Regions from separate parts of the Homo sapiens genome. Here all the other regions are linked to region 3. Evidence: chromatin contacts called from ENCODE Hi-C or POLR2A ChIA-PET data. All regions are on one chromosome and are shown on one strand. The core of a region is the stretch at or near the end of the contact, and the rest is flanking DNA. Distances in the headings are between cores, read along the strand shown.

Evidence for each region. Hi-C counts contacts between places; a loop is a spot of excess contacts on that map. ChIA-PET counts read pairs that join two places held with the same protein, here RNA polymerase II (POLR2A). Pooled maps may share reads with other maps.
Region 1: a pooled map shows a loop between it and region 3 (2.3-fold over the local background). The contact joins the promoter of LINC01595 here to the promoter of NOP53 in region 3. A Hi-C loop is called at or near these places in 3 of 50 pooled maps. POLR2A ChIA-PET finds 5 or more read pairs at or near these places in 3 of 52 experiments (Caco-2, GM10248 and activated T-cell).
Region 2: a loop to region 3 is called in a pooled map, with 2.1 times the contacts of the local background. The contact joins the promoter of CRX here to the promoter of NOP53 in region 3. A Hi-C loop is called at or near these places in 2 of 50 pooled maps. POLR2A ChIA-PET finds 5 or more read pairs at or near these places in 4 of 52 experiments (GM12878, HEK293, HEK293T and 1 more).

Annotation. Positions count from the first base shown.
Region 1 is chr19:47,868,098-47,870,982 of GRCh38, reverse strand. LINC01595 (long intergenic non-protein coding RNA 1595) reads left to right here and starts at 1,622. Exons shown (of 4, transcript XR_936006.3): 1 at 1,622-1,943. It overlaps SULT2A1 (sulfotransferase family 2A member 1), which reads left to right. Exons shown (of 6, transcript NM_003167.4): 6 at 1-516.
Region 2 is chr19:47,820,224-47,823,434 of GRCh38, reverse strand. CRX (cone-rod homeobox) reads right to left here and starts at 1,498. Exons shown (of 4, transcript NM_000554.6): 1 at 1,425-1,498.
Region 3 is chr19:47,744,232-47,747,301 of GRCh38, reverse strand. It overlaps NOP53 (NOP53 ribosome biogenesis factor), which reads right to left and starts at 1,756. Exons shown (of 13, transcript NM_015710.5): 1 at 1,519-1,756; 2 at 271-335. The coding sequence starts at 1,742. RefSeq lists enhancers at 563-1,063, 1,484-1,873.

The DNA.
Region 1 (2,885 bases), core at 373-2,872, 120 kb before region 3:
AGTCCCAGCTACTCGGGAGGCTGAGGTAGGAGAATCGTTTGAACTCAGGAGGCAGAGGTTGCAATGAGCCAAGATCGCGCCACTGCACTCCAGCCTGGGTGACAGAGCGAGACCGTCTCAAAAAGAAAGAAGTGACTAGGGTTCAGAGAACCAGGGTTCAAAGCCCAGGGATGCAAAGGTTGCAGTGAGTTGAGTCATGGGATCCCAGACTTTTTTAAATGTTTGCAATGTTTCCCGTTTACAGAATGCTACAAGAATAATGTACGTACTACCTAAAAGGATGTCTAAATGTTTGTTAATAAAAATAAGAAATAGCTACAGTGACAGATTTTAGAGCAAAAATTAGTAATAAAAATAAGAAATAAAATTACAGGAGCAATTAAGGTTCCATTTCTTTTCATCACATGTATCTCCACAATTTATTATTGCTCTGATCTTAAGGAGTGTAATTTGCAATCTAATTTTATCCTCTTACTCTGTGTTGTTAAACCATATACAATAAACGGTGTTTATGGAGGCTTCTAAAACTTTCATAAGGCCAGGTGCGGTGGCTCACACCTGTAATCCCAGCACTTTGGGAGGCCAAGGAGGGCGGATCACTTGAGGTCAGGAGTTTGAGACCAGCCTGGCCAACATAGTGAAACTCTGTCTCTACTAAAAATACAAAAATTAGCTGGGCATGATGGCACATGTCTGTAATCCCAGCTACTCGGGAGGCTGAGGCATGAGAATTGCTTGAACCTAGGAGATGGAGGTTGCAGTGAGCTGAGATCATACCATTGCACTCCAGCCTGGGCAACAGAGGGAGACTCCATCTCAAAAATAAAAAATAAAAAAACTAAAGTCTTGTTCCGCAAAAGAACCAAAGAACCTATAAAGAGAATGAAAAGATAGGCCAGGTGCGGTGGCTCATGCCTGTAATCCCAGCACTTTCGGAGGCCGAGGCAGGTGGATCACTTGAGCTCAGGAGTTCAAGACAAGTCTGGCCAACATGGTAAAACCCTGTCTCTACTAAAAATAGAAAAATTAGCCAGATGTGTTGGCGGAGGTTGCAGTGAGCCGAGATTGTGCCACTACATTCCAGCCTGGGCAACAAAGTGAGACTCCATCTCAAAACAAAATGAGAAAACAAGAAGACAAACCAGAGATGGAGAGGAAGTACTTGTAAATCTCATATCTGGCAATGGACTTGTTTCTAGAATACATAAAGAACTCCTAAAACCCAGCATTAAACAAATAATCTTTTAAAAGAAAAAAAAGAATAAAAGATTTGAACAAACATTTCACCAAAGAGGACACAGGGATGGCAAATCAGCACATGAAACGATGTTTTGCATCATTTGCCTCTAGAGAAATATAAATTAAAACCACAACAAGAAGGCCGGGTAAGGTGGCTCACGCCTATGATCCCAGCACTTTGAGAGGCCAAGGTAGGTGGATCACTTGAGCTCAGGAGTTTGAGACCAGCCTGGCCAACATGGTGAAACCCTGTCTCTACTAAAAATACAAAAATTAGCCAGGCGTGGTGGCGGGTGCCTGTAGTCCCAGCTACTTGGGAGGCTGAGGCAGGAGAATGGCTTGAACCCGGGAGGCGGAGCTTGCAGTGAGTTATGATCCTATCACTGCACTCCAGCCTGAGCAACAGAGCAAGACTGTCTCCAAAAAAAAAAAAAAAAAAAGTATATTTTCTAGCTGTTTGGCTTTAGCTTAAATTACACAAGTGGAAAGAAATATAATGTTGCCTCTGTGTCTTTTCCATGTTTTTCTCCCACTCGAATGTGGGGTGTCTCTCCCCCATCCCACCTGGAGGTCTTTTGTATGGAAGGAACCAGCCGGTCTAGGTGGCTCCTGGGACACCCCAGGTCCAAGCTCTGGTTGGCCGCTCCCTGGGCTGGAACAGTGACGTATTGTTGCCCCCTGGTGGCCACGGAGCACCATAACGGGTATGTGGAAGCCGAGGACTCTCCCAGTTCTGGGGGTGCCCCTGAATGAACCCCATCTCTGATCTGACCCCACTGTGTCTCTAGAGATACAACTGCATCTCGAAGTAGCAACAATAAAAACCCACAATATCCTTAAGTTATTTCCTGTCAGGCATTTTCTTTAGAAGAATTTCAGGGAAGCAGTCTGAGGTTTTTTGTTGTTTTTGGGGGATATTCTTGAGATGGAGTCTTGCTCTGTCGTACAAGCTGGAGTGCAGTGGCACGATCTCAGCTCATTGCAACCTCTGCCTCCCGGATTCAAGCGATCCTCCTGCCTCAGCCTCCTGAGTAACTGGGACTACAGGCGCCAGCCACCATGCCAGGCTAATTTTTGTATTTTTAGTAGAGACGGGTTTTCACCATGTTGGCCAGGCTGGTCTCAAACCCCTGACCTTAAGTGATCCACCCTCCTCGGCCTCCGAAAGTGTTGTGAATACAGGCGTGAGCCACTGCACCCGGCAGAAACAGTCTGTTAAAATGGGAGTCTGGAAAAAAATTTTTTTTGAGACGGGGTCTTGCTGTGTCATCCAGTCTGGAGTGCAGTGCTACCACCACAGCTCACTGCAGCTTCCACCTCCCAGGCTCAAGTGATCCTCCCTCCTGCCTCAGCCTTCCAAGTAGCTGAGACCACAGGTAGTGCCACCACACCTGGCCAAATTTTTAATTTTTTGTAGAGACGGGGTCTTACTATGTTGCCCAGGCCAGTCTCGAACTTCTGGGTTCAGTCCATCCTTCCACCTCGGCTTCCCGAGATTAGAAAGCGTGAGCCACCTCCTTACCTGGCCTTGAAAACCCTTTTTTTTTTTTAAGACAGAATTTCTGTCACCCAGGCTGGAGTGAAGTGGCACAATCTCGGCTCACTGCAACCTCCACCTCCCGGGTTCACGCCATTCTCCTCCTTCA
Region 2 (3,211 bases), core at 249-2,748, 76 kb before region 3:
ACTCCGTGATCAACAATGTGATCCCTGAAGCATCCAGAAATTCACACACAGTGGGCAGCCCTGAAGTCGGACCTCACTCTGTGGCAATCACAGCCCTCGCTCGTTCCTTTTGGGAAAACCGCATCACACCTCCTCTCTGTGGCAGTCTGTCTACCTGCTTCTACCCTTCTGCCCTTCATTCATTCATTCATTCCCTGCATATTCACTGAGCACTCACTGTGTGTCTAGGACTGACCCAAGCACTGGGAATACAGCCGAGAGCAAGACAGACAAGGCCTCAGCCCTCCTGACAGGGGCAGACGGGAAACAAGGTGTCAATCAAGAGTTTTGCAGGAGACCGGCTGGGCGCAGAGGCTCATACCCATAATCCCAGCACTTTGGGAGGCTCAGGCGGGCTGATCACTTGAGGTCAGGAGTTCGAGACCAGCCTGGACAACATGGAGAGACCCCCCATCTCTACTAAAAATACAAAAAATAGCTGGGCATGGGGGCACGCGCCTGTAATTCCAGCTACTCAAGAGGCTGAGGTGGATGGACTCCTTGGACCTAGGAGGTAGAGGTTGCAGTGAGTGGAGATCGTGGCACTGCACTCCAGCTTGGGCAACAGAGCAAGACTCCATCTCAAAAACAAACAAAAAAAAACTTTGCAGAAAGAAGATCAGAGAGAGTGACTGTGCTGGAAGCTAAGAGGGCGGGGGCGTGAGGATTCCCCAGTCCCGAAGTAGAGCCTGGGCTGAAAGCCAGAGCCTCTGGGTGCATTGAGGCCCTAAGTGATCAATTCACCAGCACAGTGATCCCCAGTCATCACATTCCTGGCTCTCTCGGGCAGGCCCAAGTCCACCCGGAGTTCTTCCTGTTGCAGCCACAGACCTGGGCTCTCTGCGTATATGTCTGTTCCGTCCCTTGTCTGTCATTCATCCATCCATCTATGCAACACATATTTAGGCAAATCCCAACCACACGCTGGGCACTGGGGAAAAATCAGTGCTCAACAAGGGAGGGAGACAGGCCATTTGTGGATCATCGCGCAAATGAAAATTTCAGGCAGTGCTAAGAGTTTTAAAGAACATCCAACAGAGCGGTATGCTGAGGAGTTGCCTTAGAACCACGGTGAGAAGCCCCCAACCCCGGATGCCGTCAGGGCTTGAGGGGACCCCCTTGCCCACAAGCCACCCTGAATCCTCCCAATGCCCCGAGTGCCATCAGCCAGTCCCTGCTGTCTAACCTTACTCCCTCCTGCTGCAATCACAGCCTAGCCCCGTTTCCACAAATGCCAGGACGGCACCTCTGTTTTGTGTGTGACTATTCAGCAAACATCACCTGCAGAGCACGGCAAACACAGCCACGAATAAGATAAACCCAACTTCTCCCCTCTCTTTTTTCTCCCCTCCTCGGTCCCCTCCGCCTCTCCTGCAGACGCTCACCTTCAGAAAGGAGGGACGGGGCTCTCCCGTGGCCCAGGACCTAGACAGAGCGGCCAGACAGCAGAGGCTGAAGGAAACACATCCCCTCACATGGGGAGATTTTAAGCCTGGGCCGGGAGTGATGTCATTTGTCATGGCCTGGAACTCGGAGGGTAATCCCGGCCAAGGTGGGGGACTCGACTGGGCACCAGGAGGTGACATTGGCTGGGAGGGGGAGGGGCACCCGTCTGCTTAATCCCCTCCTCTTCCCCCCATGACATCTTGGCAATTAGGGCTGATGGGGAAGGGAGGCCCCAGCTCCTGCCGGTGACCATAAGCCCCTACTCCTCAGGGAAGTCCTTCCTTAGGTCTAACTGGTGTCTCTCCAGCTTCAGCTAGTATCCCAAGAGAGAGGCATCAAAGAGGAAGGAGAGCACTGTCAGATGGTCCTGAGAGATCGTCTGAAAAAAGAGAGGCACGGAGCTTTCGGGATCCCTCTCCTGGGTCCCCCTTTCTCTCCACAACAGTCTGTCCGACAGCTAGTTTATCTCTGTAGTGCCTCATTGGTCTCGGTTTCTGCCTCAGTTTCCCCTGTTTCTCTCTCTTTGACTTGGTCAAGTCTTGTCTGTGGCCTCTCTGTCTCTGTGTTGTCAGACATGATATTCTCCTCTTTTTGGGGGCGGAGGTGGCAGGGGCTGCTTCCAGCACTGAAAATAGGCAGACTTATTAGAAAGGGTGTTTTGTTTTTCTGTTTTTGGTGGAGTTTGGGGTTTGGGATTTTTTTCTTTTTTTTTTCCTTTTTTTTTTTTTTGGTTGAGACAGGGTCTCACTCTGTCGCCCAGGCTGGAGTGCAGTGGCATGATCACAGCTCACTGCAGCCTTGACCTCCTGTGCTCAAGGGATCCTCCCTCCTCAGCCTCCCCAGTAGCTGAGACTTTACAGGCACATACCACGATGCCCAGCTAATTTTTTTATTTTCGTAGAGATGGAGTCGCTCTATGTTGCCCAGGCTGGCTTCAAACTCCTGGCCTCAAGCAATCCTCCCACCTCGGCCTCCCAAAGTGCTGGGATTGCAGGCGTGAGCCAACAAACCCAGCACTCACCATCTCTCTACACACCATTGGTCTTTGTCTGGCTTCTCTGTACCTCAGTTTCTTTTCCTGTGGGCCTTAGGCTGTGGCATTTCTGCCTACTTTCCTGAATACCACTCTTTCATTCTCCATCTGCTCCTCTCCGTCCCTGTCTCTGTTGATAAACCTGCATTATCCCCTTGGTCTCTCTTATTCTTTTTCTCTGTGTCTCCCTGTCTATCTTGCTCTTTCTCCCCTCTCCCTCAGCCTCCATGTCCTTCTGTTCCTGTCTGTCTGTCCCTCCCTTTGCTGTCTTTCTGCCTGTCCACCTGTCCCTGTAACTCCAGCCTCATCTCTGTCCCTCTGTCCTCGCTTATCCTCTGCAGCTCCAATCTCTGTTCCTCCTTCTCTTTTTCCCTGTCTCTCTCTCTCTCTCTCTCTCTCTCTGATTCTTGCTTCCCCTCTCCCTGGATTGCCCTTCATTTCTGTTTTGTTTTGTTTTTGTTTGGAGACAGAGTCTTGCTCTGTCACCCAGGCTGGAGTGCAGTGGCACCATCTCGGCTCACTGCAACCTCCACCTCCCCGGTTCAAGCAATTCTCCTGCCTCAGCCTCCCGAGTAGCTGGGAGGATTTCCTTTCATTTCTGTCCTTCTCCCTGTCTTGGTACCTCTGTTGCTCTGTATTTCTGATTTTCCTGGTCTCTGGCCCTCTTTGTGTCTCTCTCCTCTCGTCTGTCTC
Region 3 (3,070 bases), core at 507-3,006:
ATGTGTTTCTAACTTATTCATCAAGGCAGACTCCCAGCAGCTTATCTGTGCATGGAGATCACTGACATCTCAAAAGAAAAACCTGCCTTCTCTAAGTTCGTCTCCAGCTTGCTTTCTGCCCATTTGAGGTCCCCTTGTTTATATTAAGGTTGACCTGTTTCCGCAGATATTTGCCTTCCAAGCCACATCATTAACACAGATCTCAGAGGCTACCGTAAGCTGACTAACAATGAATAACCGCCATTCCACACCACAAAAGCCTCTCCTCACCTTTTTCCTTGGAGCCAGTGTCCACGAAGAAGAGTTTTTCATTTGGGGCCTCTGACAACAAGCCACTGGGGGACAGAAATGCAGAACATCAGCCAGAGATGTTGGAGAGGAAAGAGATTTAACCTGGCAGGTCCAGCCTTCATCTTCCGCTTAGTCAAGTCCCGCCACCGGACTCTTCCAGGCTAAGGCTTCGCCCAGCAGTTTACAGAACTTAGTATTTAGGAAGGACTGCCAGGCGCAGTGGCTCACGCCTGTAATCCCAGCACTTTGGGAGGCCCAGGCGGGTGGCTCACCTGAGGTCAGGAGTTCAAGAGCAGCCTGGCCAACATGGTGAAACCCTGCCTTTACTAAAAATACAAAAATTAGGCTGGGTGTGGTGGCTCACACCTGTAATCTTAGCACCTTAGGGGGCCGGGGCGGGTGGATCACCTAAGGTCAGGAGTTCAAGACCAGCCTGGCCTGTAACATGGCAAAACCCTGTCTCTACTAAAAATACAAAAATTAGCCGGACGTGGTGGTGCATGCCTGTAATCCCAGCTACTTGGGAGGCTGAAGCAGGAGAATCACTTGAACCCAGGAGGCAGAGGTTGCAGTGAGCCGAGATCGTGCCATTGCACTCCAGCCTGGACTACAGAGAAAGACTCCGTCTCAAAAAAAAAAGAAAAAAGAAAAGAAAAGAAAAATAGCCGAGCGTGGTGGCGCCCGCCTGTAATCCCAGCTACTAAGGAGCTGAGGCAGGAGAATCGCTTGAGCCTGGGAGGCGGAGGTTGCGGTGAGCTGAGATCGCGCCTACTCCAGCCTGGGCGATAGAGCGAGACTCCGTCTGAAAAACATATATATATACATATATATACACACACACATATACACATATATATATACACACATATACACATATATATACACACACATATATACATACACACACACACATATTTAGAAAACAGCAAGCTAAGGTGGATGCATGGAACGTATTTATGCTAAAAATTATTCATTGTTTACCTAAAATCCAAATTTAATTGAGCGTCCTGTATATTTATCTGCTAAATCTGGTAACTCTATCAAGCTCTCCAGCTTCCCATGCTGAGTCCCCTGCCCATGCTCTCCATTTCCTCGGCGGTCCCCGGGACAGGAGCCCCCAACCCCCGACCCCCGACCCCCGACCCCCGACGAGTCCACGCAAGCACGCCTGGCCTTGCACCTGGGCGCAGGAACCGTCCCACCTCCCGGAAGTCCCGCCCAACGTACCCGCTCGTGCGCTCCTGTAGCCGCACGTCTTCCAGGAACTGGTCAACCTCCAGCCCCAGCGGCTCCTGAGCAAGCCGCCGCCAGCCCCGCTTCTTATTTCTTGGGCCTCGCCGCCGCCGCCTCAGCGCTGGGTCCACCGAAGTGGGCCGCAGCCCCAGGAAACCAGAATCGGCATCGCTTTTCGAGCTGCGCTTCCCACCAACGCCACTGCCTCCTGCCGCCATCTTGTCAAAGGAAGAACTCAGCCACTGGCGTCCCAAAAAGCCCCTTTGCAGCGTGCGCGCGCAGATTTCCCACCCTCTTCCGTGACGTACTTCCTGTGGCAGCCATATTTATAAAGTGACTGGAGTTGCCAGGAGGCTGCCATCTTGGTAAAGGATAAATGGCTCCTCCTTCCTCCATTCTTTACAGCGGGATCTGAAGATTCCTAACGGCGGCGGGTGGTAGGAAAGAGACGGGAAGGTTGCAGGTTCTTAGCTTTCGCCCTTAAGCGAACACCTTTCCCGGCCGCCTGGGGTCTTTGCTCAAACTGATTTTTTTCTTTAATAGATAAGGTCTCACTTTGTTGCCCCCAGGCTGGAGTGCAGTGGAAGGGTAATGGCTCACTGCAGCCTCCAACTCCTAAGCTCAGGGATTCTCCTACCTCAGCCTCCCGAGTAGCTGCGACCACAGAAGGGTGCATCCGCACCTGGCTAATTTTTTATTTTTATTTTTTGTAGAAATGGAGCCTCCCCATGTTGCCCAGGCTGGTCTCAAACATCTGGTTTCAAGTGATCCTCCTTCCTAGGCCTCCCAAAGCGCTGGGATTACAGGCTCACACCACCACTCCCGGTCCAAACTGATGTGTGTGTGTTTTTTTTTAAGAGACAAAGGTCTCACTATGTTGTCCAGGCTGGTCTTGAACCCCTGGGCTCAAGTGATTCTCCCTCCTCAGCCTCCGAAAATGCTAGGATTACAGATGTGAGCCACCATGCTCGGCCTGATTATTTTTTAATCTCGTTTTCTTAGAAAGTCAGAACCGTCAGTGGCAGATTCCGCACAACACACATTCCAATCTCAGAAGTTTTGTCCTCTCAAATGTTCCAATCCTAGGATCTTAGAAATCAAGTAACTTTCGGAATATCAAAGTTGGAAGCACAGAACATTAGAGGAATGTTAGAAACATACACTTTTAGGACCCTAGAAGTGCAGACTCAGAATCATTCATCTTGAGCGGGCTACTTCACTGTGCCTCAGTTTCCTCATCTGTAAAATAAAGATGATAACAGTACATCTGCGTCATAAGTCATGCAGAAGATTAAACATATGTAAAGCGCTTAAGGCTGCGTCTGGCATCTGAGTGTTAGCTATTGTTACTGCCTTGCCCTCTGAGGCTTCATCTTAGAATCAACTCATCTTTGTCATTTACAAATAAGGAAGGAAGCTCAGAGGCTCTTGGGCCCTGGCAGCCATTCAAAGGGATCCATGGCAGGGCGTGGTGATTCACGCCTCTAATCCCAGCACTTTGGGAGGCCGATGCAGGAGGATCGCTTGAGCCCAGGAATTCAAGACC